Linked DNA regions of Homo sapiens: regions 2, 3 and 4 are each linked to region 1. The links are chromatin contacts, found by Hi-C or POLR2A ChIA-PET in ENCODE. All regions are on one chromosome and are shown on one strand. The core of a region is the stretch at or near the end of the contact, and the rest is flanking DNA. Distances in the headings are between cores, read along the strand shown. Region 1 holds the start of HSPA2-AS1 (HSPA2 and ZBTB1 antisense RNA 1). Region 2 overlaps SPTB (spectrin beta, erythrocytic). Region 3 overlaps PLEKHG3 (pleckstrin homology and RhoGEF domain containing G3). Region 4 has its middle 31 kb from the start of PLEKHG3.

Region 1 (7,376 bases), core at 3,074-5,573:
AATGGACTAATGTAGCTGTTAATAGTCAAGTTCTCAAAATCAATTGTAAAAGCACAGTAAGGAAACTTAGAAAAATTACTGATAATTCTACCTTCTAGATAACCAATTTTGATGCATTTTAAATCTATATTAGATTATCCTACATATAAGAAGATACAAGTTTCATATATTTTATTCACTTAATTATACCAAGAACATTTTTCCGTGTCATTAAAAATCTTGTAAACCATTTTTACGGCTGCGTAAGAATTCATCATATGCATGTACTATAATTTAGGTAATCTCTTATTTTTGGATATTTAAACCATTTCCTTTCTATTATCATTAACATAAATAATACTACCTGCATTTTCTATTATTTCCTTAGAATAAATCCCACAATGAGTAATGCTAAATAAAAGGCATGATCATATTTAATGTAAAGAAAAAATATTGGCCAGGTGTGGTGGCTCACTACTGTAATCCCAGCACTTTGGGAGGCTGAGACTGGTGGAGAGCTTGAGCTAAGGAGTTCGAGACCAGACTGACCAACATGGCAAAACTCCATCTCTACAAAAATACAAAAATTAGCCGGGCTTGGTGGTGCATGCCTGTAGTCCTAACTACTCCGGAGGCTGAAGTGGGAGGATCGCTTGTGCAAGCTGTGAGCCTGCCACTGCATTCCAGCCTGGGTGACACAGCAAGTCCCTGTCTCTTAAAACAAACAAACAAATTTTTAAAAACCCAAAATACAAATACAGTGTCTTTTTTGGGAAAAGCTTAGGATGCCTCTTAAACTATGGAACATACAAAACACAAGTTAGGGCAGAAAAAAATATACATGGCTAATGAAAATGTGGGTATAATTGCTACTGTGGTTTCAGAAACCTGTGTTAAAGATGAATGTGGTGGTCAGATTGCAAGATGTGTTTGTAATATCTGGGCACAGAGGTAGCACAGTTATTGTGCAAAAGAAACTATTCCTCTGAAGCTCTAATTTTAGTGATTCTATGTGAGAACTCTGGCCTGCTTGCTCTTTTGCAATCTTGGTTTGCTTGAGGTGTGTTGAGGGCTGACTGAATGCAAGAGATTTAAAGAATTTGTGTTTCTCACATTCTTTGTTTCAGTTGTAGCTGAGACTGTATCTCTAAGTCATATATCATCAGTTCTACAAAGAATATGCATTGCTTCCAGCCCACTAATTCCCTTTTCTAAAAAAACAAAGAAAAGAAAAGAAAGAAAGAAAGAAAAAGAAGGAAAGAAAGAAAGAAAGAGAAAGAAAAGAAAAGAGAGAAGAAAAACTCAGGCCTGTAATCCCAGCACGTTGGGAGGCCAAGATGGGCAGACAATTTGAAGTCAGGGGTTCGAGAACAGCCTGGCAAACATGGTGAAACCCTGTCTCTACCAAAAATATAAAAATTAGATGGACGTGCTGGTGCACATAAGTAACCCAGCTATCTGGAAGGCTGAGGCACGACAATCTCTTGGACCAAGGAGGCAGAGGTTGCAGTGAGCCACTGCACTCCAGCCTGGCGACAGAACAAGACTCTGTCTCAAAAAAAACCAAACAAATACCCCCCACCCCCAAACTACACAAAAGACAAGAATTTCCAAGAATAAAATCAAGAGATCTGTACTCACAATTTATGACAGTTTCAATTAGAAAAGTCTGGGTTTTATCCTTGTTTTCCTAATATTTTCTTTTCTTTTTCTTTTTTTTTTTAGACAGAGTCTTGCTCTGTCGCCCAGGCTGGAGTGCAGTGGCGTGATCTCAGCTCACTGCAACCTCTGCCTCCCGGATTCAAGCAATCCTCTGCCTCAGCCTCCCAAGTAGCTGGGATTACAGGCGCCCACCACCAGGCCCGGCTAATTTTTGTATTTTTAGTAGAGACAGGGTTTCACCATCTTGGCCAGGCTGGTCTTGAACTTCTGACCTCGTGATCCACGCGCCTCGGCCTCCCAAAGTGCTGGGATTACAGGCATGAGCCACCGCGTCCAGCCTTTCTAATATTTTCTTTAAAACGTCCCCTTTTTCAAAATTTTTTCAAATTCATGGAAAAGAGGATAGGAATTATGGTTAAAATTAGTACTAACTGATGACATTAACCGATTAATAACCAATTATGTTCTTAAAAACTGGAAATGATATACACCACTAGATAAAATAATCTTAAATGTTCATTGACTTTATAGAATTCTCTCAACATTACTTTTTGGTCACAGATAACTTCTGGGTTGACAAAAGCTTTTCTCCAGCGCCATTTCATACAGCTTTTACATGGCTGCACATCACTAGCCTGCTTTAAAGGACGGTGCTCCCAGCCCAAAGCCTCAGGAAAAAGACCATGGCTCAAAAAGCTCTGAGATGTATCCTATCCACCTGAAGAGCCTATTGCTTGCCTGTATCCCTCCCTTCTAGTGACACTAATCTTCTGTACAGAAATCCTAGTCCAGCAAACATTGCTCTCATCTTCGCCCATACACAACCTATGTAAAGAATGGCTTTCCTACTCTTTGCTGGCGAACTTCAGCTCCCGGATTAGGCATGCCACCTCTTCCAGGTAGCTCTCAGCAACGCACTTTTCCATCAGCCTGGGTGTGCCCCTCTGTGTTCCCATGGCGCTTTGCTTTCAGCGCTTCTCCCAAATTATGTTTACCTGTTTATTAGACTCTCCACCTCTGAAGACCAGGCCATTTCATTTGGCTTTTTACTGCCACGTAGTAGGTACCTGTTCAAGCTTGATGGAAGGACTTCCCCAGCCTCCCCACACATATTATGTAAAGTGATCGCTGTCTTTGCTTCCTCCTGGAGACCATTTATTTTATTTTTTTGAGACGGAGTCTCGTTCTGTCGCCCAGGCTGGAGTGCAGTGTCGCAATCTCGACTGACTGCAACCTCTGCCTCTCGAGTAGCTGGGACTACAGGCGCGCGCCACCACGCCCGGCTAATTTTTGTATTTTTAGTAGAGACGGGGTTTCACCATGTTGGCCAGGCTGGCCTCGAACTTCTGACAGCAAGTGATCCACCTACCGCGGCCTTTCAAAGTGCTGAAACTACAGGCATGAGCCTCCACACCCGTCCAGGAGCCCATTTATATGGGAGCCTGCTTCTAAAGATTATTACCTGGTGCCAGGGTATTTTCCAGACCTGTCCTCACATTCCTGTTAAACAGGAGGAAGTGAATCGCGCTCCTTTTCATCTACCTTCTCGGAGGGTTTATGCCTCCAATATTAACCTCAGCACAGCCAAAGAAAATCATTCCATTCCATTGAGCGGAGTCAGAAACATGACTAGGTCACGATCACAACCCCGTGTGTGCCAGGGTGACCGAGACTGGGTGACTTTATGGTGTTTCAACGTGTGGGTTTTGACTGATTATATTATGGGTTTTCCAGTCAAAAACTCAAAGCAGTGGATAAAGCACTTGCGACCTAAAATAAGCAATGGAATGAACAGGAAGGCGAAACCAGAGTTTAAAGCGGCAGGACAAACAGGAAAAAGGAAGAGTGAGGCAGGAAGGGTTTAAATGCAGGCTCCTCGGAGGACAAGTCGCCGCCACACCCCTGTCTGCCGTCCCGCCAGCCGCCCTCACGCGGCGCGGGAAAACGGTCGGCCTCGCCCTGGGCTCAGGTTCTCTCCGCCCGCCAGGCAGTGGGGTTTTTTTTTGTTTTTTTTGAGACGGAGTCTCGCTCAGTCGCCCAGGCTGGAGTGTAGTGGCGTGATCTCGGCTCACTGCAACCTCCACCTCCCGGGTTCAAGCGATTCTCCTGCCTCAGCCTCCCGAGTAGCTGAGACTACAGGCACGCGCCACCACGCCCAGCTAATTTTTGTATCTTTAGTAGAGACGGGCTTTCACCATGTTGGCCAGGATGGTCTCGATGTCTTAACGTCGTGATCCGGCCGCCTCGGCCTCCCAAGTGCTGGGATTACAGGCGTTAGCCACTGCGCCCGGCCCCAGCCAGGCAGTTTTAATCGAGCGCTCACAACCACTGAGACGCAGTGAAGCACCCACCATAAAATCCCAGGAGGCCGACCGCCGGTTCAGACTTTTTCTTTTCTTTAATCCCCGTCCAAGGGATCCGCCCTCACCCCCCACCCCAGCCACCCCAATTCCCTATTCCCTCCCCTTGGACGGCGCCGGGGAAAACAAGCTGCTCGAGCTTTATTTCTTCGGTGCAACCAACTCAGAATGAATTCCTCCGCCCCTGCGTGCTCAGTGAGTCGGCACCCTAGCAGTGAACTGCATTTAAAACCTCAGGAATTGAGCGAACTCTCCCAGTGGCTCTCCTCACCGGGATCCCCTTCCACGCCTCCTCCCCGTGCCGCGCCTCAGTCCGCACTGCTCATTGGCCGCGTGCCCTGCCAATCCGATGCACGTCGGCTAGGGCAAAGACCGCGAAAAAGCGCGTACACCTGGCTCTGGGAGCGCGCGCCTAACGCCAGCCAGCAGCAGGAGGCGCGCGAGGCACCACGGCCTGGCGGCCGAGAGTCAGGGAGGAACCTCATTTACATAACGGCCGCCCCTCTGTCTCCTGGCGGGGGCCGGAGTCCCGCCCCTCGTCCAACTTGAAATCTGTTGGGTCACGGGCCAGTCACTCCGACCTAGGCAAGCCTGTGGTGGAGCTGGAAGAGTTTGTGAGGGCGGTCCCGGGAGCGGATTGGGTCTGGGAGTTCCCAGAGGCGGCTATAAGAACCGGGAACTGGGCGCGGGGAGCTGAGTTGCTGGTAGTGCCCGTGGTGCTTGGTTCGAGGTGGCCGTTAGTTGACTCCGCGGAGTTCATCTCCCTGGTTTTCCCGTCCTAACGTCGCTCGCCTTTCAGTCAGGATGTCTGCCCGTGGCCCGGCTATCGGCATCGACCTGGGCACCACCTATTCGTGCGTCGGGGTCTTCCAACATGGCAAGGTGGAGATCATCGCCAACGACCAGGGCAATCGCACCACCCCCAGCTACGTGGCCTTCACGGACACCGAGCGCCTCATCGGCGACGCCGCCAAGAACCAGGTGGCCATGAACCCCACCAACACCATCTTCGACGCCAAGAGGCTGATTGGACGGAAATTCGAGGATGCCACAGTGCAGTCGGATATGAAACACTGGCCGTTCCGGGTGGTGAGCGAGGGAGGCAAGCCCAAAGTGCAAGTAGAGTACAAGGGGGAGACCAAGACCTTCTTCCCAGAGGAGATATCCTCCATGGTCCTCACGAAGATGAAGGAGATCGCGGAAGCCTACCTGGGGGGCAAGGTGCACAGCGCGGTCATAACGGTCCCGGCCTATTTCAACGACTCGCAGCGCCAGGCCACCAAGGACGCAGGCACCATCACGGGGCTCAATGTGCTGCGCATCATCAACGAGCCCACGGCGGCGGCCATCGCCTACGGCCTGGACAAGAAGGGCTGCGCGGGCGGCGAGAAGAACGTGCTCATCTTTGACCTGGGCGGTGGCACTTTCGACGTGTCCATCCTGACCATCGAGGATGGCATCTTCGAGGTGAAGTCCACGGCCGGCGACACCCACCTGGGCGGTGAGGACTTCGACAACCGCATGGTGAGCCACCTGGCGGAGGAGTTCAAGCGCAAGCACAAGAAGGACATTGGGCCCAACAAGCGCGCCGTGAGGCGGCTGCGCACCGCTTGCGAGCGCGCCAAGCGCACCCTGAGCTCGTCCACGCAGGCGAGCATCGAGATCGACTCGCTCTACGAGGGCGTGGACTTCTATACGTCCATCACGCGCGCCCGCTTCGAGGAGCTCAATGCCGACCTCTTTCGCGGGACCCTGGAGCCGGTGGAGAAGGCGCTGCGCGACGCCAAGCTGGACAAGGGCCAGATCCAGGAGATCGTGCTGGTGGGCGGCTCCACTCGTATCCCCAAGATCCAGAAGCTGCTGCAGGATTTCTTCAACGGCAAGGAGCTGAACAAGAGCATCAACCCCGACGAGGCGGTGGCCTATGGCGCCGCGGTGCAGGCGGCCATCCTCATCGGCGACAAATCAGAGAATGTGCAGGACCTGCTGCTACTCGACGTGACCCCGTTGTCGCTGGGCATCGAGACAGCTGGCGGTGTCATGACCCCACTCATCAAGAGGAACACCACGATCCCCACCAAGCAGACGCAGACCTTCACCACCTACTCGGACAACCAGAGCAGCGTACTGGTGCAGGTATACGAGGGCGAACGGGCCATGACCAAGGACAATAACCTGCTGGGCAAGTTCGACCTGACCGGGATTCCCCCTGCGCCTCGCGGGGTCCCCCAAATCGAGGTTACCTTCGACATTGACGCCAATGGCATCCTTAACGTTACCGCCGCCGACAAGAGCACCGGTAAGGAAAACAAAATCACCATCACCAATGACAAAGGTCGTCTGAGCAAGGACGACATTGACCGGATGGTGCAGGAGGCGGAGCGGTACAAATCGGAAGATGAGGCGAATCGCGACCGAGTCGCGGCCAAAAACGCCCTGGAGTCCTATACCTACAACATCAAGCAGACGGTGGAAGACGAGAAACTGAGGGGCAAGATTAGCGAGCAGGACAAAAACAAGATCCTCGACAAGTGTCAGGAGGTGATCAACTGGCTCGACCGAAACCAGATGGCAGAGAAAGATGAGTATGAACACAAGCAGAAAGAGCTCGAAAGAGTTTGCAACCCCATCATCAGCAAACTTTACCAAGGTGGTCCTGGCGGCGGCAGCGGCGGCGGCGGTTCAGGAGCCTCCGGGGGACCCACCATCGAAGAAGTGGACTAAGCTTGCACTCAAGTCAGCGTAAACCTCTTTGCCTTTCTCTCTCTCTCTTTTTTTTTGTTTGTTTCTTTGAAATGTCCTTGTGCCAAGTACGAGATCTATTGTTGGAAGTCTTTGGTATATGCAAATGAAAGGAGAGGTGCAACAACTTAGTTTAATTATAAAAGTTCCAAAGTTTGTTTTTTAAAAACATTATTCGAGGTTTCTCTTTAATGCATTTTGCGTGTTTGCTGACTTGAGCATTTTTGATTAGTTCGTGCATGGAGATTTGTTTGAGATGAGAAACCTTAAGTTTGCACACCTGTTCTGTAGAAGCTTGGAAACAGTAAAATATATAGGAGCTTAAATTGTTTATTTTTATGTACTACTTTAAAACTAAACTGAACATTGCAGTAATGTTAAGGACAGGTATACTTTTTGCAAACAAATGCATAAATGCAAATGTAAAGTAAAGCTGAAATTGATCTCAAAGTTACTGTCTTGGAGTTTTCAATTTTCCTTCCTTTATATTTTACCCATATTCGTCTTTTAAGATGTTAGTATGATGTGAAATTTATCTAACCAATCTTGTTTAATTCCCAGATGAGGGTGCTGCCTTGAATTCCAACAACTTAAGGGGAGAAGAATCTGGGTAAACTTCACCCACCCTTAAAT
Region 2 (7,376 bases), core at 4,107-6,606, 220 kb after region 1:
CGAGATCTATGGACAGAGAGCACCAGGAGGGGCGATGCTGGCTACTCATGTGGCTGAGATGTGACTAAGGGACCGGCAGGTTCTGCCCAAAGGCAGCATATGGAGGAGCTGATCTGAGGTTCCCTTCCACCTTTGTGCTGTAAGGCAGGGGCTGCTGCTGGAGTCCTCAGGTCATCAGGAAGATGCAGATTCCACCTGTACCACTGAGGGCTGCCACCCACCGGAGCAGGGGACACTCTGAAGGAAGAGAGTCCCGCTGCTTGGAAGAAATTCTGGGTGTCCAGTTGCGGGCAGCAAGGGAGTCTAGACCATAAATGGAGGTGAAGGAGAATTGCAGAGTGGGCTGAATAAGGGAAGGCACTGCCTTTAGTCCTCTGGTTTGGGGAAGAGGCAGGGGGAGGTGTCTGAGGAGCTGTGTGTACTGGCTGTGGGATCATGACATCAGAGGAGGGCAGGGGACAAGCAGCATTGGTTGCTGGTTGACAGGGATCAGTGGAGAAGAGGGCACAGCCCTTTTGGGGTCTCACAGGATTGTAGTCAAACCAACAGGGAGAGGCCACAGGCTCCCAATGGGTGCGGGATGGCCATCTCTGGGTCTTTGCAGTCTTGCAAAGTCAAGCAGGAGTCTGTGTAAGCTTGACTTTTTAGGGTCCTGCCTTGCTAGGAAACTGGCTTGGGTGGGGGAGGCAGGGGTTGGGGTCTTCACAGAGGATGTGCACAACAGGCCAGGGACATGGCCAGGTGGGTAAATGTCTTCTCCGGGCCAAAGGAGGTGAAGGTGTATGTCCAGGCTCAACCAGCAGGTGGCGCGGGGGACTGCACACAGACAACAAACTCCTCAGGCTCCCAGGAGAAACACAACCTGGCTCCGGACCACAGGGTGTTTCAGAGGTTCTGAAGATGCTCAGAGAACCCGGATGCATTTACAAGCAAAGAACACAGGCGACAAGGTCTTCTCTCTAAAGGTAACACCAGTGAGAACCAGGGCCTGAGGATGCACCCCAGAAACAGGCTGACTGCAGCAACGGGATGCATCGTGCCACAACTGAATTCATGTTAGAATTCACATGGAGGATGCTACTTTTAAGAGATGAAGGACTGAGGTGGGGGATGGAGAAAAATGAAGGGACTTAAATGATCACCTACTCAGTGCCAGCTGCTCTACCTACATTGTCTCTTCCAATCCTCCCAGCCTCTCTGTAAGGCAGGTACTGTTATTACACCTGTGTTACAAATGAGGGAAACTGGGGGTCGTACAGAATGAGTGACCTGTCCATAGTCACACATTAGTGAGGAATGTTGAGGTCGCAGGTCTGTCTGGCACCAAACTCTGTGTTCTTACTAATTCTCCTGCAAGAGAGGAGACCTGTATCCTCACTCCAGAGGAAAGCACCTGCCCGATGGGGTTCACAGTCTAAATGAGATGATCCTGGCTTATGCAAAACACATGGCTGATTGACAGAGGCAGCATAATCATGCCAGAGCTGGAAGACGGGCTTGGGGCCAAACAAGACCCCCTGCTAGATGCCTTAGGCAACCAAAGAGTGCTGGTGACTGTGGGATGTGGGGAGCCAGCAGCCAAGAAGTGACTCTGGCCGCCAAGAAGTGTTGCCCTCGCCCGGTGTCTGATATCTCAGCTCTTGTCCTTTGGGTGAGAAGGGCTGTCACTGGGTGGGTTGGAAAGGCTGTTCAGAAGACAGTTGTTTGCAAGAGAAGAAAAAGAAATGGTTTGTTGAGCTGAGGGCAGCCAAAGAGATGAAGAGATGGCAACTTAAGGTGGGCAGAGACAGACGCCTTAAAGGAGAAAGCAGAAGCTGTTGCTGAACAGGGGGAAAGAGCCAGGGCGGGGAGCTGAGGCTGGGATACATGGTGAGGAGTCCCCTGGATTGCAGGCCAAGGGATGGGGAAAGGCTCTTATGAGAAGTGGGTTAGGGGAGCAGTCCAGTGCAACACTGCACCCCAGAGTCCAGATGTCTGTCTGAGATGGCAACTGGGGGGCCTGGCCAAGATGACAGGTAGGGATGCAGGGCAGAAGGGCACCTGGTAAAGTGAATGGAGGGGAAGGGGAATGGCAGTGTGCAGGGGAGGAGAAACCTGGTCCACTGTCACCAGGGCGTGAGAAGAGAATGAGGCTTCCTCGGGAGCTGTCTTCACCATGCCCACCACCTGTGTGGCCTCTTCAGGTCCCTGCCCTGAAGGAGCTGCTGGCTGCTTAGTCGCTCAGTGGCCCTGAGCCAGCCACTCAGCATTTGAAAGATTAGAGAGAGTTAGAAGACACTGACTCCCCCATCCAGATCTGCCACCCAGTGGTCACATCGTCCACTTCAAACCCATTTCTGAGATGCCTCCAATGTTAACTGAGTCTCATCCTGAGGCCATCAGTATCTAGGATGTTCTGAAACACAGCTGGAAAGGAAGAACTTAGGAAGAGTCGTCAGAACAGAGGGGCCAGGAATATTAAATCTGACCACAGCAAGGAGAAAGGGACATGCCCAGCAGCGGGCAGGTGTCCAGAAAGAGCCTACGGCAGGTTTCTCCAGGGAGCCAGGCGCAGTGCCAGAGTATAGGCAGACACACCCCTGCCACACTGACTCAGGCATACTGGGTAGACAGGAACATGCCCAGGTTTTGGGGAAAACTGATGTTGTTTCCAGCTGGGTCTGCCTATTACCAACAAACATAGGATTTGCATTCACTGCAAAATGTCTGAAAGAGTAGCAGGAGGAGAAGGAAAGACTGGGAGAGCTTGTTCAGGCGAGAAGAAACACAGCTGCTGTCTCCACACCCACATCTCTTCCATCCAAGGACGTCAGAGCCCCACCACTGGCTGCTGATTAAAGCTCCTGGCTGCCTGCCAGGGAGGCTGCTGCTGGGGGAGGTGCTCAGGTTGCCAAGGGGCAGCAGCAGCTGGAGCCAGCCAGACACCGGCCAAGAGGTGGTCTTGGCTACAAGTCCAGTGCCTGCTCAGCGCCTCACGTTCGTAAGTGCTGGTTACTTCCCTGAAGCCACATAAACCTTTAATCCTATGGGAATGGAGACGCAAGGGACCTAGGAGTCTCAGCTCCTACGTTCAGCCCTAGCGAGATACTCAGTCCCTTTCTCCAGGGCTGCTGGCTGCACAGGCAGTGCTGGAAGGCCACGCGGAAGAATGGCATCTGTGAGCTGCCCTTGGGGAAGAGAGCTTTCCCTGACTTCCTGACGAGAAGGCTGATAACGAGGGGGCACCCAGCAGCTGCTTTCTGGAGTGACCTGGCATCCCAGGGTCCCGTCTGCACTACAGCCTGGATCTAGCCTTGGGGCTTGGAGGCAGGCAGGGTATGTTTATCCCACACAGTGAGCCCTAGCAAAGGTGATTAGGAGCACCAATCCCTTTCAGGGACGTCACACATGGCATCACCGCAGCCCTGCTGAGGGAGTTCTCAGAGCAGTTCACACTTCACTTCCCAAAACCAGAATCAGGCACAGTGGACAGGAAGATGCGCAGGGCTGTGCACTAGGGACCTTTAGCCTGGGGGGACTTGCAGCATCATCAACACCATTTCTTCTCCATGCAATCCACCTCCTTCTCTCCCAGGAGAAAACAGCCTCTCACCACACATTACACTGGGGCTTCTGAGGCACCCAGAGCCTGGGAGGTGGGGGATGCTCAGCAGGACCCCCAAGTGCTTCCCAGGGCCACAGCCCCAGGTGAAGGGGAGATGCTTAGTCTGGAGCAGGTCTGCCTGCCCACTGCCGAGGGCTCCCTCGCAGACCTGGGCCTCCTTCAGGGCACTGTCCTTACCGTAGCAGAGGTGCAGCCCCACCTCTAGTCCCCCACAGGGACGAAGGCAAACACCCCAGCCCTTTACTACTTCTTTCCCATCTCCCGTCTCACACCAGTGGGTACCTGAGACCAGCCAGGTACCACAGCACTAAGCACCAGGCAAGAGGAAAGTGGTGAAAACCACCTCTCCCAGCCCCTCCCTGTAATTTGCTAAATTGCTGACATACAGAAATGTTCCAGACTTTCCGTAATTCTCCAGAGAAGGCTTTATAAGAGCGCGGAGACTCAGGGGATTAGGTGGTTTTTATCTCAAATCACGCAGGAAGTTACCAACAGAATTAAGGACTAGAACCCAGATGTCCTGACTTCCCCTCCAGCAGTTTTGTCTTTCGTGAGTGAGGTCTTGTTTCTTCTGCCTGGCCTCCCATGCACTTACCTGTATGAACGGATTGGCCTTTACCAGAACGTGCTCTAATGTAAAAAGGCAAGAGGTGAGGGAAGGCGGTGGGACCGTGCAGTGATGTGCTTGAGAAAGAGGCTGATGTGTGGGATGGCAGCTTCAGTCACCACGTGCACACACACGTGGGGAAGGGGAGGACTGGGGTGGGGTGCCACCCTGTGGTGTGCAGCTGTCCAGACAGGAGCAGGGGTGCCTGGTCCACTCCCATCAGTTCCCCCCAGCAGGAAGCCGACATGCACAGTGAGGGATTGTACATGAAGCAACACCGCATGGATCTATTCTGTAGGGCACCGACACCAGACCACACACAGAGGACCAGCAGGAGAGCCACCATCCCCCAGGACTATCCCCAAGGGGAGGCGCAGCCATTGGCCATCCCTTCCTGGGAGAGGCCTGCGGTTCTGTGAAGGGGTAGTTCCAGGCAGGCTGGAAGGACCAGCCACTGGGCTTGCAAGGAGCCTTCTAGAGCCAGGTTGGGCTTTCCCGACAGGCTCTGTCCTCCTCTTTCTTGCATCGAAGGTGGATGGGGTATTAGGCCCTCCCTCTGAGGTTCGTGGATCCCCATGAGAACTTAACAAAAGGCTCAGAAGGGAGCAGCAGCAGGAAATCTGTGCGTGAGGCCTTGGGTCTGTGTTCGTTTGAGTCACCATCTGGTTTCTTTCCGGTACCGGGCACAAGCCAGTCTTCCCATCTGCTGGAGTGGCTGGCTCTCCGGAAAGGGTCTCAAATGTGGGCTCACTTCTTCCCCCAAAGAGATCATCAGGTCCAAACAGGTTTTATTCCCCCCAACCCAGTGACATTCAGGTGTTGGCTGGAGGCGGCTCTGATGCACAAGTAATTACATTTGCACAGACACAGATGACACAGACAGTGGATGGAGTCGCTCTGGTGCTCACAGAGGAGCCCGCACACCAGGACACCGCCACATGCAGACACACAGGGACGCATGGCAGAAGCAGGCGGGGGCAGGGTGCAGGGCCCTAGCCCGTGTCCGCAGTCTGTGCCGGCCCCCCAGAGTTCGCTCTCCTTCCGGCAGGGGCTGTTGCTGGGAAAAAGGGGCTGGGACACAGTCCACCACAGACAGGGAGGCGACCCCACATGCGATGACGGGAGCTTCGGAGGGAACTTCTGGGAGAGACCCTTCAGCAGGAGCCCAGCAGTGCCCTCTGCTGGGCATGGTGGGCTGGTGCAGCTAGGAAAGGGAGGCCTCTGGCCAGGCTGGAGGCCACAGAGGAGTGTGTGCGTGTGTGTGTGTGTGTGCGCGCGCGCGCGCGGGTGGTGGATGGGGGTGGGTGGGGAGGGCATCTGTCTCTCTCAGAGGGTGAGAAGGGCTGAAAAAGGGAGGCCTCACTATCTGTATATGTTTCTGGGTGTGACTGGTGTACCAGAAACTTCCATGTGGAATGCCAGTCTTCCTAACCTCACCCCCAGGTTCAGGCGGGCTCACGGGACACCTGGAGAGGTGGGCTGCAGGAAGGATCTGTGGCTCCCTTGGCCCCCAGTGCAGCCTGCCACAGCGGGGACATGCAGGGGGAAGCCGTGCAAGCCGTGTGCTGAATTCTTGCTTTCTTCTCGGTCAGCTGCTCCCCAGAGCAGCTCCCTAAGCCTGGGTGACAGCCTCCCAGGCTCCCTGCACAGACCCCATGGAGTCCTAAGGGGCCTGCTCCAGGTAAGGTCCTGAGGCGCATGCCCTAGGCCTCTGGCAGCTGCTGTCTTGGGCTCTCCCTGTCCCTTGAGCCAGGCCTCTGGCTCATCCTCCTTTCCGACAAGTTGGGGGGCTGACCTCTGTTACTCAAAGCCCTGGGATTCTCCTCAATTTTGCAGGCTTCCTTCAAGTCTGTTCTTGCCCCAGAACCAGCTCCATATCCAGACTCACTGACCCACAGGCCTCAGGCCAGATCGGTGGAAAGAGGAGAGGGCTCTGCATAGGGGGAAAGAATCGCCTACAAGGATGGGCACCCCCACTTCACCACTGAAGATGCCTGTGGTGGGGCAGGTGGGATGGGACAGCTGAGTGATTGGGGTGTGTGTGTGTGTGAGTGTGTGTGTGTGTGGGGGTGTGGTGTGTGCACATGTATGTGTGTGTGTGTGTGGAGGTTGCGGTGTGTGCATGTGTGTGTGTGTGGGGGTGTGGTGTGTATGAGTGTGTATGTGTGTGGGTGTGAGTGTGTGGATGTGTGTGTATGGGGTGTGGTGTGTGCATGTGGATGGGTGTGGTGTGTGCATATTTGTGTGTGCATATGTGTGTATGTGGGTGTGTGGGTGTGCGTGAGGTGTGTATGGGGGGTGTGGTCTGTATGAGTATGCGTGTGTGGGTGTGTGTGGATGTGTGTATGGGGATGTGGTGTGGGTGCATGTGGGTGGGTGTGGTGTGTTTGTGTGTATGTGTATGTGTGTGTGTATGTGTATGTGGGTGTGTGGTTGTGCGTGAGGTGTCTGTATATATGGGGGTGTGTGGTGTGTGTGCATGTGGGTGTGTATTTGTGTGTGCATGCATGTGTGTGTGGGCATGTGCCTGTGTGTAGGTGTGGGTGCAGGGGGTGAGTACTGCCTAGAGGAAGGAGTTGGAAAATGGGGAAAAGGACGGTGTACAGAAATGCACTAATCATCTCTGGCTAGTGTTTCCCCTCATGTAAATGGTGATATATTTATACAATAAAATTTATTACATTAGGTAAAACAAAACTAATAACGTCATGTCACTGGGCTGGCCTGTTTCCTCTGCGCTGTGGGGAGGAGTGGAGGAGGCTAGTACTCTCATGAAGAACACCTCAGTGAGGACGTAGCCTGCTCTGCTGGGAGGTGGCTGCAGGGATGTGGGGAGGATGGAGGGCGGGGCTGCGCCAGCTCATCTCGCCTCCACCTGGGCTGAGCCTAGTAGGGGTGAGAGGGCTCTGGCTGCAGTGACTCCCAGGAACTAGACAAACGAGACCAGAGACTGACCGGGGACGTTCTCTCGGTGGCCGCATGGTGGGAAACTGGAGCCTCCCCTGCTGTCTCGCCTTCCTCCTCTTGAGGCCTAAGGAAGACACAGTCTCTCTTTAGAAACAAGCACCCCTCTGAGGCCAGTGCCTCCTGCGAGGCCTGGCTTTTCACCTGCGCCCACAGGGAGGAGCACCAAATAGCTCCCCCTCCAGTCAGCCGGCAGCCTGG
Region 3 (7,376 bases), core at 1,576-4,075, 180 kb after region 1:
GGCTGTAGTCCCTGGGCTCTTTCATACACATTCTTCTGCTTTTCCTTTTTTTGATATTCCTCGTGACTTAGGAATGGGTCCGCACTAGAGCCTTTCCCAGTACCTTGCTGTTTTGTCTTATGCCCTGGCCCTCCCAGATGTCTACCCTGCAGATGGGTTTAAAACCCACGGACCAGTGTCAAGGATGGTTTTTGTTAATCACTTGTGCTTTTGCTCTCTCAAGTTGCCTTAACTTCTGCTCTTGCTCAGGCCTGCGGTGCCCCCTGGCCCTGTTTCTCTCCAGCTCCCAGTAGTACATGCCGTCTCTCCGTGTGGATCCCAGAGGAATGCGCCTCTGGGATCTGCTATAGCTGCGGGATTCGGACTCACTTAATACTTCATTTCTTGGCTTGACCTCCTGTTGGGTATGGGTGTCAGACTACTTTTCCTTTCCAGCTGAACTGCTGTGTGTCTGCCCTTAGAAGATCATGGTCTATATGGATGTTGAGATCATAGAAGATGGATAAACACACGGGTGGTGGGGGAAGGTTAGGTCATGCTGGTTCACCAAGTTTAACTTGTATCATTATTATTAATTTGAGATGTGGGTCAAACATGGTAGGTACAAGGCAGAAAAATCTCATTGTCTTGATGCTTGCAGAACAAATAAGTGATTTATCCGTTATCATCATCACCACCACCACCATTCTCGGTGGGCTTACTGTGTGTCAGATGTACGGGTTACTTACTTGTGTCATCTCAACCTTGGAGACAACCCAGTCAGGTTGGCAGTATTACTGTGCCTATTTTCCTCATGAGGAACTTGATGCTTGGTGAGGTGAAGTGACTTGCCCAAGGCCACATACAGCCAGGAAAAGTGGAGGGCCTGGAAGTCAAATGGGGTCTGCCTGACTCCACAGCCTGTGGATGAGTTTACTGCATTTGACCTCTGTGGGCTCTACTGCATCTGTGCATATTCTCTTTTCTGCCGAGGAAGCAGAGGGACCCAGTGGGGGCCCCTCCACACCCACTTGGTTCCCACCGAGATTCTCCAGTGCCTTTGAACCTGAGGCAGTAGTAAAATGCAGCTTCCTCCTACCCACCCACCCCGCTCCAGCCTAGAGGCCTCAAAACAAGCAGCCCCTGAAATGGGGATGAGGCCGGAAAGATGGCGAATTTGCAGGGCTGGGTTCTTGAACTTTGCTGGTAAGTAGCAGCGGTCCTGTGAACCTTTTTGACCTCAAGATGAGAGAGGTGGGGCCTCTGGGAACTTTGGATCTGTCTGTGATTTCCAGGGGGTAATTTCTAGTAACACCTTTTAGGGCTTTCTTTGGCTCTTCCGGTTTTGGGGCACATTGCATAGTGACAAGTTGTGCTGGCAGCCAAGTTACCTCTACACTGGCTGTGAACAAGAGCAATTTATAATAAACAATACTTGCCCCCATTTGGCTTTAGCATATGTTTACATGAAACTTCCTGGCAGATTGCTTTTCCTGGGACATTTGCAGGGAGACCAGATCATCACAGCCCCTTTTCTAAACTTGGCTACTTTCCCCTTCCTCCCAGTCTCTTGTGGCTGGTCACCTAGTATGTAGCCCAGCGGGGCAGCTATGCCGTGCTCTAGCTCCCTGTCTGGGGCCAAGTAGGATGGGACTACCGGGGTGAATGAGCAGTCATCAATCCTGGCGCTTCTTGGTTGATCGGAAACTTGCTGGCAGTGACTAATGTGGAGACTCATTAGGCTAGGAGGAACTGGCTTTGGTCTTGACCTCACCCACTGTTTACCTTTCTCTTGACTGTGTGAGTGGTGAGCTCATCCCGGCGCCATCTCAGAGTCCTTCCAGCAGGCATTTATTGAACACCTAATGTGCCTTGCTCTCTGGGGCTGAAGGGAAGGTATGGGAAAGAAGGCCCAGCCCACTGGGTTTTACTGTATTGTCCAGAAGAGATGCATGTACATATCAAGCCCCAAGACCAATGCTTTAAGTGATAGGGTGTTTCGAGTTCAGAGGAGTATATTACTTCCCTATTGCCACTGTAACAAATTCTGCAATCTTAGTGGCTTAAATCAACACACATTTGTTGTCTTAAAGTTCTGGAGGTAAGAAGTCAGACTGGGTTTGCATGGCTGGGTTCCTTCTGCAGGATCCAGGGCAGAATTTGTTTCCTTGCTCTTCCTAGCTTCCCAGGCTGCCTGTATCCTTGGCTTGTGGCCCCTTCCTCCATCTTCAAAGCCAGCAGTGTAGCATCTTCCAGTTCCCTTCTCTCTGTCCCTCTGCTTTTATTGTCAAACTTCTGTCTGACTCTGACTCCTGCCGGATTCCTCTTACGAGGAGCCTTATGATCACATCAGGCCCACCGGGCTAATCCAGGATAATCTTCCATCTTAAAATCCTTGATTTGATCACATCTGCCTTCTATGTGTCCCTTTTGCCATATAAGGTGACATTCATAGGTTGAGGGTCAGGCTGTAGATATCCTTGGGTGGGGGCATTATTCAGCTTACACTAGTGTGTATGTTGGGAAATGGTTGAGGAGGCCTTTCTCTGAAGGAGATGATTGCTAAATGTGTATAGGCAGAGGGTCTGGGGACACATTCCAGGTTTGGGAGACAACATGGGCACATGTTGGGTAGGTGGGGACAGGGGGGTGTAGATGAACAGCCCTCCCTCTGAGCTAGGTGCCTGGCTTTCCTTTCCTTCCAAGGTCAGGCCGAGGGAACTTTCTGGACTTCAGTTGCAGGCCCAGGCTTTCTCCTGGAGTCCATGTGGGAGGGCTCCCCTGGCAACACAATCCTTTTCCTTCCTGGCAGCTGTGGTCCTGCTGCAAGGGACCCAGCCAGACTACATGGGCCCTGCTGCTCTTAGGTGGTGGGAAAATGCATTCCTGAGGGAAAATGAATTTGAACCAGCTGGGCTGGGTTTGGGTGGCCCAGAAACCTTGGTCACACTGTTGGCACAGCCTCTGCAGGCAGTCACGTTGCTCACATGCACACAAAGTCACTCCCCGGGGAGCCTTCTCTCGCGCTTTATTACGGTGCTCAGGGCTGCTGAATCTCCAGGAGGGATGGGAGGGGTCAGAGTGAGGAAACTGCTGGGAAAGGGGGCAAGGGTCCCCTAGGAGGGGGTCCTCCCCTCCCCCAGGAGAGCCCCTAGGGTGCAGGGAGCAGTGGGAACACACAGGCAAGAGCTGGGCCTCTGGGGACAGTTTGGGAGCCGGGTGGCCCAGAGTGGTGCCGAGCTGTGGGTAAGAGCACAGCCGAGGGATTTCACCATCTTAGTTGAGATCTTAGTTGAGAGAGATCTCTCTCTGGAAGTTCACATTGCTCCCACACTGTTTTTTCTGGAAAAGTTATAGCTTTTCTCTATTGCTTCCTTCTGGCACCCTTTTTGAAGGGATTCCGAAAGTGCCGTCTTGGGGATTGTTTGGGGGAAGGACAAAAGCCGCTGGGCCACCCTGGCTTTGAGAGCCCTTGGAATGTTTAGCAGATGATGTAGTTGAGGGATGAAGGCCACACAGGAGGGCTGCGCCATCGCCGTTCCTGAGTGAGGACTTTCTTTCTTCCTTTCTTTTTTTGTTTTTGAGATGGAGTTTCGCTCTCATTGCCTAGGCTGGAGTGCAGTGGTGCGATCTCAGCTCACTGCAACCTCCTGGGTTCAAGCAATTCTCCTGCCTCAGCCTCGCGAGTAGCTGGGATTACAGGTGCATGCCACCACACCCGGCTAATTTTTGTATTTTTAGTAGAGATGGGGTTTCCTCATATTGGTCAGGCTGGTCTCAAACTCCTCTCAAACTCCTGACCAAAGGTGATCCGCCCACCTCGGCCTCCCAAAGTGCTGGGATTACAGGCGTGAGCCACTGCGCCTGGCCACGAGGACTTTCCCTGTGTGCAGGTGCCGTGTGGATTCCTCCCCAGCTGGGGCCTTTGGAGCAGCTGCCCCATGGGGACCCTCCTTGCTCGTTTTCTGCCTGGCTCCAAAGCAGCTGTGGTGCGGTGTGGCTTCTCATTCTTGAGTGTGGGGTGAAGGGCAGTGGATGAAATGACGACATCAGCCTCTGAACCAGAATGTTTTCTGGGGAGTCTGGTGTGCCCACCAGAGGGTTCACCCCCAAGTGTCCTCTTCCCCTCTCCTGCCTTGTCCTCAACTCACTGGCCTGGGAGGGAGAGCCAGTGGGAGTGGGCTGACTCCTGGGCATTCCCCAAGACCAGAGACACAGAGTTCCAGAAGGCTCCCCGTAATCCTGTGGGATAGGGGAGGAGCAGGGTCCCATTGCCTCAGTGACAGGAGACCTGAGGACAGAACACTGAGGCTGTTGTGGGTTATGAGGGTGTGCCTTTTTTCTTTCCTGTTGGGTCAGAATGGGGCATGGTGCTGAGGCGTAGTGGGGAGGGGAAGGATGTGGCCCCAGTCTGCTGTGCTCGGAATCCAGGGGCCTGCTGTAGCCTGCCTGCCTCTGCACCTGCAATATTCAGGGAAGCTCCTCCAGAGGGTAGGTGTGGGTGGAGGAAGGGTGTGGTGTGGTTTAGGCTTAAATTTAAAGAAAAAGAAAAGAAACCTCCCTCTCTCCCCCTCTTCTGCCCCTGGATCCTTAAAGGTGTATGTCTGAGCTGCTGCTTAGGCCCATCAAAAAGAAAGCCTGGCTGGGTGTGGTGGCTCACACCTGTTAATCCCAGCACTTTAGGAGGCTGAGGCAGGAGGATCGCTTGAGGTCGAGGCTGCAATGAGCTGTGATTGCACCACTGCACTCCAGCCTGGGTGACAGAGGGAGACCCTGCCTCAAAAAAAGAGAAAAGTCTTTGGGGACCTGCTCAAAGAAGGTTTCACAAGTATAGGACTTGAGAAAGAGTTTTCTTTTTTCTTTTTTTTTGAGATGGAGTCTCATGCTGTCACCCAGGCTGGAGTACAGTGGCGCGATCTCAGCTCACTGAAACATCTGCCTTCCAGGTTCAAGCGATTCTTCTGCCTCAGCCCCCCGAGTAGCTGGGATTACAGGCACCTGCCACTATGCCCAGCTAATTTTTGTATTTTTAGTAGAGATGGGGTTTCACCATGTTGGCCTGGCCAGTCTCAAACTCCTGACCTCAAGTGATCTGCCCCCCTCTGCCTCCCACAGTGCTGGGATTACAGGCGTGAGCCATCATGCCTGGCCGAGAAAGCGAGTTTTCTAGAAGACTGATTCACTGATTGATGACTGACTGGATTGATTCATGTTGCAAGATGGAAGAGGTCATGGCTGGGGCATACTTAAGAGAACTGGAGACCCGTATGTGGTAGGATGGGGTAGGCGTGGGTACCTGGTTTGAGGGTTTGGTTGCTGCCTGCCTCATCACCTCCTTCTCTGGCCTCCTACTTCCCTAGCAGACAGGGTCTTCCGAGATGTGTTTGAAGACCTGAGTTCTCATCCTGGCTTGGGGGAATCTTATAGTATGGAGTGGTGCTCTTCAGGTAGGAAGGAAAGGCTGACCCCGCCCGGGGAGCACCAGGGGAGGCACTTTAACTGTCTCTGTGGGAGTCTGAGCTACACACACATAATGGTTCCAATCCGGTGTCTTAGGGCCAGAATGCACTCCAGCTGAGTGCAGTGCACTCAGAATGCACTCTGAGAGCGATGCCTCTTATCCGTCACCATCAAACGGTGCCTCCTGACAGTCTGCACTAGTGTCCTGCTTTGTACTCAGTGCCTCATTTGTTCTTCAGCCCTCCCTTTCTTGGGCTCTTGGCTCTTTTCCAGCAAGTCCTCCTGCCCAAGAGAGAGAGAGCCTTGTGATCGTGGGTCTCCTGGTCACTACAGGGCTTCTCTCGTCATCCAAGAAGTTTATAGTCCAATCCTGGTGACCTCATACTTTCTCCCTCTTCCTTTCTGCTTACCCATGACCTGTGATCCTTTGACCGGGAATCTGTATTTTACCATATTGTTCCAGCCAGAGAATGAATGGCCAAAGGTCACATAGTAGCAGGCCCAAAAACTGCCCTAAGGAATCTTGACTCAGTCCTTCCGAGTGTCATGTCATAAGCCCCAATCCTTCAGGTCTTCATATGTCCCCTGCAGCTTATGCTGAAGCAAAGCCATGGCAGCCAGGGCTGTGACCAATCCTTTGCTTGTGGCCCTGTCTGGTGTGTAGTCCATTAGGGAGGCAGTGGGCAGGAGAGCATGAACTCTGGAGCCTCAGTGCCTGAGTTCAAGTCCAGGCTCTACCACTTACTACTTCTGTGGCCTCAGTACCTGCATGTATAAAATGAGGGTAGTAATAGAACCTACCTTCTGGAGTTGTTGCAAGGGGTTAGGCACTTTAATATATACAGAGCGCTCAGAGCATTTCAGCAGTTGGCTGTTATGCTTTGTTTTAGCCTTAGGAGATAGGAGCTTAGTTTGCAGACAGGTAGCCTATGATCAATCAGAGAGAAAACTTCTGTAAGTAGAAAAGACATATTAGTTTCTGGGTTTGAAGTGTGCTTATGTTGCTATCCTCTTACAGTGGGATCCCCAGAGAGGGACCCTCAAAAGGTCCCTTTTAGAGACAAATCTCCCTAATGGTGTGTGTGTTGGGGTAGGGGTGGGGCTGTGAGTAATCTTTTGCTTTAAGACTGTGAACTGGCTGGCTGTGAAATCCATTTGGGAGTGGGGCCGTTTCCATTTAGCTTCCCCAGAGAAGCTGACTGACCCCAGATGTGATCTGGGAAAGGTCTTAGGCTGTAAATCCCTGCCCCTTTGTTCCCTGCTGGGATGGTGGTGGTGGGTGGGTGGGGTGCCTGACTGCAGTGCACTTTGAAGGACATCAGAGTGCCACAGGGCTGGGGGTTAAGGGCTGGGGTGGAGCTTGGGTTTTTATCTGTCAGTGCTGGAATGACATGGTGTTGCCCTGCCTGCTGGTTCTGTAAAAGGCATAGCTGATTAATTGTAAAGGCCCTTTTGAGGAGGGAGGAAAAAGCAACAGCCCTACAATTCCCAGGGGGCTCTCTTCTGAGCAGCTCAAAGAGCTTTACCAAAATGATCCTGCTAATTAGCCCTCTGGGCATTGCACTGGGCTGCGGAGGGGAGCACTGGGCTGCCACTGAGTCCCCATCTGCAAGTTGAGAGGCTCATACAGAGCTCCTTGGAGGTGACCCCCTCCAGTGAGACACAGTGACAAAGTGCTGTGCTCCAGAGCATCCCGGCCAGGTTAGCGGCAGGTGGTAAGTAGGTCTTGAGGCGCTTGATCTGTACCTCAGTAAAAGCATCAGTTTGTTCACCATTGTTGTTCATTTGTTAAATTGGCCCTTAAGACCCCTGCTTTTTAGTAACTAATGGTGTAGGGCAGAGGGTCTCAAACTAGTCACACTGTCTCAGGCCAGTGCTACAGTAGGAGAAACCTGGGAGGTAGTAAGAGAACACAGAAAGAGTTCCCCAGGTTTGGG
Region 4 (7,376 bases), core at 2,884-5,383, 130 kb after region 1:
ATGGTGAAACCCCGTATCTACTAAAAAATACAAAAAAATTAGCCGAGCGTGGTGGTAGGCGCCTGTAATCCCAGCTACTCGGGAGGCTGAGGCAGGAGAATGGCGTGAACCCAGGAGGTGGAGCTTGCAGTGAGCCGAGATCGCGCCACGACACTCTAGCCTGGGTGACAGGGCGAGACTCCGTCTCAAAAAAAAAAAAAAAAAAAAAAGGAAATATTTCAGCATACCTATTATGCACCAGGTATTAGTCTAGTCTCATTTAATCTTCACCATGACTCAGTGAGATACAAACTATTCTATTATACCTATATATTTTTAGAGATGAGGTCTCACTATGTTGCCCAAGCCGGAATGCAGTGGCAATTCATAGGCATGATTGTAGTGCACTACGGCCTCAAATTCCTGGGCTCAAGTCACCTTCCTCCCTCAGCCTCTTGCCAAGTCACTGAGAACACAGGTGCATGCCACCACACCCAGCTTTGGGTACTCTTTTTATGTCCATTCCACAGATGAAGAGACCAAGTTTAAAATGGATGACTTGCCTCAAATCACACAGCTATTGAGTAACAGAGCTAGGATTTAAAGGCTGGTTCATCTGACTCCACATTTCAGGAAGTCTTATTTGGGGGTTTCTAGAAATAAGAAGCCTTATTTGGGTTTCTAGAGAAATTTCTTTTTCCAAATCAACTTTATTTTCCCCAGACCCTTTTTGTGAACAGAGTTTACATCAATGAAAAGAAGGCTCCTACAGTGTGGCGTGAATGCCAGTGACGGGAACACCAAAAGCTCTGAACCTCAGGATCAGGGAGACCACAGCCTGCTCCTGGGATTGTCATGAGCCATTTGGCAGGAGGTGGATCTGCACAGTCATGGAGACCAGACTCCTAAGCAGGTCACCTAAGTAAGGTTTCCCTGTACGCTCTCCACAGGGCCTGGGAACTTCAGAATCTTGCCACAGGAGGAAGCTTGATGAGTATTCACCCTCTGATGTTGTAGACAAGGAAACTGAGGTCCAAGGAGATTAAGTAAAGTGCACCCTGTCTGCACGTCCAACATGGGTCTCCTGGCTCTCACACCATTTAGAGATGAGCCATTTTCTCAATAACAAAGGCAAGGCCCTGAGAGATAGTGTAATTGACCAAGCTTCTTCAGGACAGGGATGTGGACTCCACTCCCTTGGGGTCCAGCAAATGCCTTAGTAACAGTGGCTTGTGGATGGAAGGTGTTATTCAAGCCCTTGCTGGATGAATAAATTATATGCACCTGTTTCTCAAAGTTGCCTTAGTGAAAGAATCATTTGGGGCACATGTTAAAGATGAAAGTTCTAGTCTGAATACTAGACTAGAATGAGTCTATTCAGGACCCTGATAGAACAGTGTATATATATATATATATATATATATATATATATATATATATATACTTGTAAATATATATATATATATTTGCAAGCTGTATATATATATATATATATGCAAGCTGTATATATATATATATATATATGCAAGCTGTATATATATATATATGCAAGCTGTATATATATATATATATATGCAAGCTGTATATATATATATATGCAAGCTGTATATATATATATATGCAAGCTGTATATATATATGCAAGCTGTATATATATATGCAAGCTGTATATATATATATGCAAGCTGTATATATATATATGCAAGCTGTATATATATACACACACACACACACACACACACACACACACACACTATATATATATATATATCTCCACACACACTATATATATATATATATCCAGTATATATCCAGGCAGGACCCTGATACACTGTTCTCACTCTTGATCCAGATAATCCCTAACCCATTATCACCTCCCTTTCATGAACTGAAAGTAGTTTGTTTTTAGGTTTGGCTCTATTGCAGGGCTGGATCTATTGCGATTCTGAACACTCATTTTAACCATGACCTTCCTTACCTCCTCTAGGGGGCAGAAATGAACCACTTGTTCATTCTTTGGGGCTGAACTTTGCGACTTTCTCAGACTTTCATAAGAAAACAAATACCCAGAGGAGATCAGAAAGAAAGCAGATCTTATACATGCTTTTCTTACTAGGTTGAAATGCAGTTGCAATCTAGACTCCTCTAAGAGACAAAATACTGTTAGGCACTCTGGCGTTGAATTCAAGCTGACCCAAGTTCAAATCCAGAATCAAACAAGGGTTGGAGAATGCCTCCCATCTTTATGATCCTAGCAGGCTATTTAAATTAATGAAGCCTTAGTTTCTTGTTCTATAAAATTCTAATACAGTCAGCTTTCCATATCCACAGTTTCCACATCTGTGGATTCAACCAACCACAGATAGAAAATATTGAAAAAAACCCAACAATAAAAACAACAATACAACAAAAATAATACAGATAAAAACAATATAGTATAACAACCATTTGCATGGAATTTACATTGTATTAATATTTGACATGATAAGTTATCTAGAGATGATTTAAAGTATAGGAAAGTTGGCCAGGCACAGTGTCTCATATCTGTAATAACGGTACTTTGGGAGGCCAAGGCAGGAGGATCGCCTAAGGCCCCAGGAGTTTGAGATCAGCCTCGTAAACATTAGTAAGACCCTGTCTCTATAAGAACTTAAAAAAAAAATCAGCCTGGTGCTGTGGTGCACCTGTAGTCTCAGCTACTCAGGAGGCTGAGGCAGGAGGATTGCTTTAGCACAGGAGTTTGAGGCTGCAGTGAGCTATGATCATGACACTGCACTCCAGCCTGGGCGAAGGAGTAAGACTCTGTTACAAACAAACAAAGAAACAAAAAAGTATATGGAAGGATGTGCCTAGGTTATATGCAAATACTATACCATTTTATATCAGAAACTTGAGTATCCGTGGATTTTGGTATCCAAGGGGGTGCTGGAGCCAATCCCAGCAAGATACTGAGTGATGACTATAAATAATACCATCTTAACAGGATGGTTATGAACCTTATACTGCAACTGCTAAGAGAAAAAGTCAGCTGTTATTATTACCACAACTATTACTACTGCTTCCTATAAAGGCATGTGATTATTAACTCTGTTAGGAAGGTAGACTCCACTTTTTTAAATAGTTGGCTAAAGCTCTCTAAAGAGACATTCAGCCCACTCTTTTCTGGGTTCTGTACTAGGATGACATTTCACATCCTGGGAGCCAACAATGTGAATAACACAGAGGCTACATTAGACAGAAGGAAACGTGTTGGTTTCCTTAATAAAATCGAACTCATATTTCCTGAGATTGGCTCTGGCTGGCAGGAGACTCTCCACATGGGAAAAGCGGTTAGATCTCTTGGCTGTGTTTTGCCCTCCAAGGCTCACCTTTCCTGGGAGATTTCTCCCTCGTCTCACTGGTACCACCAATGGGTAAGGAAAGCCACACCTCACTCCACCCCACCCCTGGGGGGACTTCCCCTTCACTACCAACATCACGGAATCTGGCTTTGATTTGATTGAGGGTGGCAGTGAGTTTCTTTACCCAGAGACTTGGGGATTATCTTCTTTTTAGCTTCACCTGGAATAGCTTGCAATGTCGGGATCCTTGTTTCCTAAATTGAGATAATAAGAATGAAAATGATAGCAGTGGTTTCCATTTGTTGAGCACGTCTTCTGCGCGACGGCTTGCTCTCATTCCATCTGTACTACAACCCAGTGAATTTGTCCCCATGACGACTGTCATTGTAAAGATGGGGAAACAGAAGCACGAGGAGGAGGTTAGGTCACTTGCTCAAGGCCTCAGGGGTAGTCGGTGAAAGAGTTTAGGACGAGAACCCAGCAGTCTGAACTCACTTGGCTCTGAATGGAGGTGGATAACCACAGACACTGCCTTCCCACCCCTAGAGACACAGAGAGAGCTTCAGTTCCCTGGGTGTGACCCTTTGCTAAGGCACATGGTGGATGAAGAAGGTGTGTACAGCTCCTTTAGGGCAGTCAGCTTGCAAATGTCTGGCCTAGGTGAGAAGAGAGACACCTTTGAGGTCCTCCCACATCAGACAAATTGAGCCCTGCCCCTAAGCACAGATGCTGCTCCCTCTTGTCTTACCTTTTCACCTCCTTATTTATTTACCACTGTGAGGACAACACTCCACAGGGCATGTGAAGACACAGCCCCCGCCCTGGAGCCTCAGAATTTGTCACCGTCACTGGGAGTTGAGGAAATTGCAGTGTTGAGGTTTCTTGCTTCTTCCTCACTGAGAGAGAAAAACCCCAACTGTCAACAAACCTCAAACCCATCGATCAAATGATGCCTGCGGGCAGGAGCTGGGCAGCAGGGTGTATCTGTGGCAAATGAGATCACGAGAGGGCCTGGGCACAGAAAACAAGGTGATAGAAGACAGACGATGAGAAGAGAGGAGGAAGATTGTGCAGAAGGGGAGGAGTGCATGGAAGGGAGGGAGGCCCTTGTGCATGGATTCCCTGGGGAACCAGGCTGCCAGGGCAGAGGGCCAACAGGTGAGGAGGAGAGGAGGGGGCTATAAGTGGGGGGGATCTGAAGAAAGAGCTTCTGTGTCCTAAGAGGTGGGGGAAAAAAAAGAGAGAAATAACCCAAAGAAAGTGTTGCAGAGAACCAATAAGATTAGAATGTCAACGATCCAGACCCATGACCCTGGGGACTGTTGTCACACAAGGGTCTGGTGGTGGGGTTGGGGCAGCTGTGGAGGTTGCTGCTGGTCCCAGTTTTGTCCATATAAAGCAATTCGCAGAGAAGGCTGAGTGGAGGAGGAGGAAGCTGAGATAGTAAAGGAAATAACGTTTAAAAGTTTAGCACAAGCTGGGCGCGGTGGCTCAAGCCTGAAATCCTAGCGTTTTGAGAGGTTCATGTAGGTGGATTGCTTGAGCCTAGTTCAAGACCAGCCTGGGCAACATGACAAAACTCTGTCTCTATAAAAATACAGAATGTTAGCTGGGTGTGGCGGTTGTGCCTGTAGTCCCAACTACTCGGGAGGCTGAAGTGGGAGGATCACAAGAACCTGGGAAGTCAAGGTTGCAGTGAGCTGAAATCTTGCCACTACACTCCAGCCTGGGCAACAGGAGTGAGACCTTGTCTCAAAAAAAAGAAAAAAAAAAGCTACATTTTACATGATTTTATTCATATAAAATTCTGGAAAAGGCCAAATTACTGAGATGGACATCAGGTCGGTGAGGGGGTAAGGGGAGCATGACTGACTACACAAAGGTATGAAGAACCTTTTCGGGGTGATGGAATTGTCCTTATCTTAACTGAGGTGATAGTTACGCAATTGTACACATTTGCCAAAACTCATTGAAAGTTACGTTTTTTTTTCAGACAGTTTCGCTCTTGTTGCCCAGGCTGGTGTGCAACGTCGTGATCTCGGCTCACTGCAACCTCCGCCTCTCAGGTTTGGGAGGCCGAGGTGGGTAGATCACCTGAGGTTGGGAGTTCAAGACCAGCCTGACCAACATGCAGAAACCCTGTCTCTACTAAAAATACAAAAATTAGCTGGGCATGGTGGCGCATGCCTGTAATCCCAGCCACTCAGGAGGCTGAGGCAGGAGAATCGCTTTATTAAGTTTTATTTAGTTAGTTTTATTAAGTTAGTTCAGCCTCTTCTTGGATAAAATTTCAGCCAAGTCCCTGCCTGGACTGTCACCTCCTCTCTGGGTGTGTCCCCTTCCTGCCTCTCCCGCTCCCAGCCCCACCCTGTGGATAACTCTGGGTGCAGGGCTCTGTGTTGCCCTCTGGTCCTCAGTGGCCTTTACATCTGCTGACATCCACAGTCAGGGGTCTGGCTGGGAGGACCTGGTGGTTTACCCGGCTTGTGGGTCCTGTGCCAGCTTTGCTGGTCCTGTAGATACAAACCGGAACCCCTCCCATGTCCCCAGTGCTTTCCATTTATCTCTGGGCTTCAGCCTGAGGCAGGTCCACAGGCTCTCAGCTCTCAATCACCTGTGCATTCCCTAGGGCCTCCTAGGGACTTCTGGGTTTCTCCCAGCCGCACTCAAGCCAAGGGGAACTGAGGTGGGGCAGTGTGAAAGGGGTGGAACACCTAAGGTCCCTGTCCCAGCTTCAACACACCTTGCTGTTGTCTCTACTTTGCTGGAGCCACTCCAGGTGGACATAAGGACATGCTGGAAGGCGACTGACTGCTCCAGGGCTCCAATCAAAAAGTGGGGCACGGCCGGGTGCGCCTGTAATCCCAGCACTTTGGGAGGCCGAGGCGGGTGGATCCCTTGAGGTCAGGAGTTTGAGACCAGCCTGGCCAACATGGTGAAACCCTGTCTCTACTAAAAATACAAAAATTAGCTGGGCGTGATGGCACACGCCTGTAATCCCAGCTACTCAGGAGGCTGAGGCAGGAGAATTGCTTGAACCTGGGAGGTGGAGGTTGCAGTGAGCCGAGATCATGCCACTGCACTCTAGCTGGGGTGACAGAGTGAGCGAGACTCCAACTCAAAAAAAAAAGTGGGGCACACATGGTTTTTTGGAGTGGGGAGGGACAGGGTCTCACTCTGTTACACAGTCTGGAGTGCAGTGGCACAATCATGGCTCACTGCAGCCTCAACTTCTGGGCTCAGGCAATCCTTCAGGCTCAGCCTCCCAAGTAGCTGAGACCACAGGTATAAGCCACCACACCCAGCTAATTTTTTTATTCCTAGTAGAGATGAGGTCTCACTATGTTGCCCAGACTGGTCTTGAACTCCTGGGCTCAAGCAGTCCTCCTACCTTGGCCTCCCAAATTGCTGGGATTACAGGCCTGAGCCACCACACCTAGCAACATATGTCATTTTTGTCTCTGACATGCTCTTGACCTCTGTGGAGTTTTTCTACTGTTGTACATGCCACCGACAAGGTTTGACAAGGGTGAGAGAGCACTGGCATCTGATGTCCATCCCCACTTACCCGCTTTCAAGCTCCAGAGGGTTCACACTTCCTCTTTCTGTTTTTCAGAGACTTCCTTTCCCTCATATTTTCCCTCTTCCCTGCCCTGTGGATTTTTCTAGAAAGGTATCTACCTTTCTCCTTCCCTAGGACACAAGCCCTGTGGTGCAATGACAGCATATGGCTTACTGATAATGAAAATGGTTTTGAAAGTGGTTCAAAACAGTATCTCCATTACTGTAGGGTTTTAAGAATAAGATAGTCATGTTTTTGTTTTGCCTTTTTTTTTTTCCTTAAGACAGGGTCTTGCTCTGTCGCCCAGGCTGGAATGCAATGGTGCAATCATGGCTCACTGTAGCCTCAACCTCCTGGGCTCAAATAATCCTCCCACCTAGCCTCCTGAGTAGCTGGGACTACAGGCATGTGCCACCATGCCAGGCTAATTTTTCTATTTTTTGTAGAGATGGGGTTTCACCATGTTGCCCAGGCTGGTGTCCAACCCCTGGGCTC

Evidence for each region. Hi-C counts contacts between places; a loop is a spot of excess contacts on that map. ChIA-PET counts read pairs that join two places held with the same protein, here RNA polymerase II (POLR2A). Pooled maps may share reads with other maps.
Region 2: a map of ascending aorta shows a loop between it and region 1 (12-fold over the local background). The contact joins the enhancer-like site here to the promoter of HSPA2-AS1 in region 1. A Hi-C loop is called at or near these places in 27 of 168 maps with a recorded cell type or tissue (A673, CD4-positive, alpha-beta T cell, Caco-2 and 22 more), 7 of 37 single-sample maps with no recorded cell type and 37 of 50 pooled maps. POLR2A ChIA-PET finds 5 or more read pairs at or near these places in 7 of 52 experiments (A549, AG04450, Caco-2 and 4 more).
Region 3: a loop to region 1 is called in a pooled map, with 2.4 times the contacts of the local background. The contact joins the enhancer-like site here to the promoter of HSPA2-AS1 in region 1. A Hi-C loop is called at or near these places in 1 of 50 pooled maps. POLR2A ChIA-PET finds 5 or more read pairs at or near these places in 8 of 52 experiments (A549, AG04450, BJ and 4 more).
Region 4: a pooled map shows a loop between it and region 1 (4-fold over the local background). The contact joins the enhancer-like site here to the promoter of HSPA2-AS1 in region 1. A Hi-C loop is called at or near these places in 11 of 50 pooled maps. POLR2A ChIA-PET finds 5 or more read pairs at or near these places in 11 of 52 experiments (A549, A673, AG04449 and 8 more).

The regions. Positions count from the first base shown.
Region 1 is chr14:64,536,045-64,543,420 of GRCh38, forward strand. It overlaps HSPA2-AS1 (HSPA2 and ZBTB1 antisense RNA 1), which reads right to left and starts at 4,324. Exons shown (of 4, transcript NR_110550.1): 1 at 4,273-4,324. HSPA2 (heat shock protein family A (Hsp70) member 2) reads left to right here and starts at 4,697. Exons shown (of 1, transcript NM_021979.4): 1 at 4,697-7,193. The coding sequence starts at 4,806. The coding sequence ends at 6,725. RefSeq lists a silencer at 4,472-4,561 and an enhancer at 4,732-4,841.
Region 2 is chr14:64,759,560-64,766,935 of GRCh38, forward strand. SPTB (spectrin beta, erythrocytic) reads right to left here. Exons shown (of 36, transcript NM_001355436.2): 32 at 7,167-7,242. Among named protein-coding and RNA genes, the nearest start is that of MIR7855, 22 kb to the right of the region's middle. RefSeq lists silencers at 714-813, 834-883 and an enhancer at 6,808-7,376. Within about 2 kb of position 5,357, at least 13 of the 41 ENCODE cell types and tissues checked have a DNase peak (open chromatin) inside an H3K27ac peak, as active enhancers do; they include A673, ascending aorta, dorsolateral prefrontal cortex and 3 more, where a contact is called at or near this core.
Region 3 is chr14:64,718,671-64,726,046 of GRCh38, forward strand. The region is part of intron 1 of PLEKHG3 (pleckstrin homology and RhoGEF domain containing G3); the gene reads left to right. Among named protein-coding and RNA genes, the nearest start is that of PLEKHG3, 18 kb to the left of the region's middle. RefSeq lists an enhancer at 1-281. Within about 2 kb of position 2,826, at least 27 of the 41 ENCODE cell types and tissues checked have a DNase peak (open chromatin) inside an H3K27ac peak, as active enhancers do; they include PC-9, where a contact is called at or near this core.
Region 4 is chr14:64,669,743-64,677,118 of GRCh38, forward strand. No RefSeq gene overlaps it. Among named protein-coding and RNA genes, the nearest start is that of PLEKHG3, 31 kb to the right of the region's middle. RefSeq lists enhancers at 5,644-6,144, 6,145-6,645. Within about 2 kb of position 4,134, at least 10 of the 41 ENCODE cell types and tissues checked have a DNase peak (open chromatin) inside an H3K27ac peak, as active enhancers do.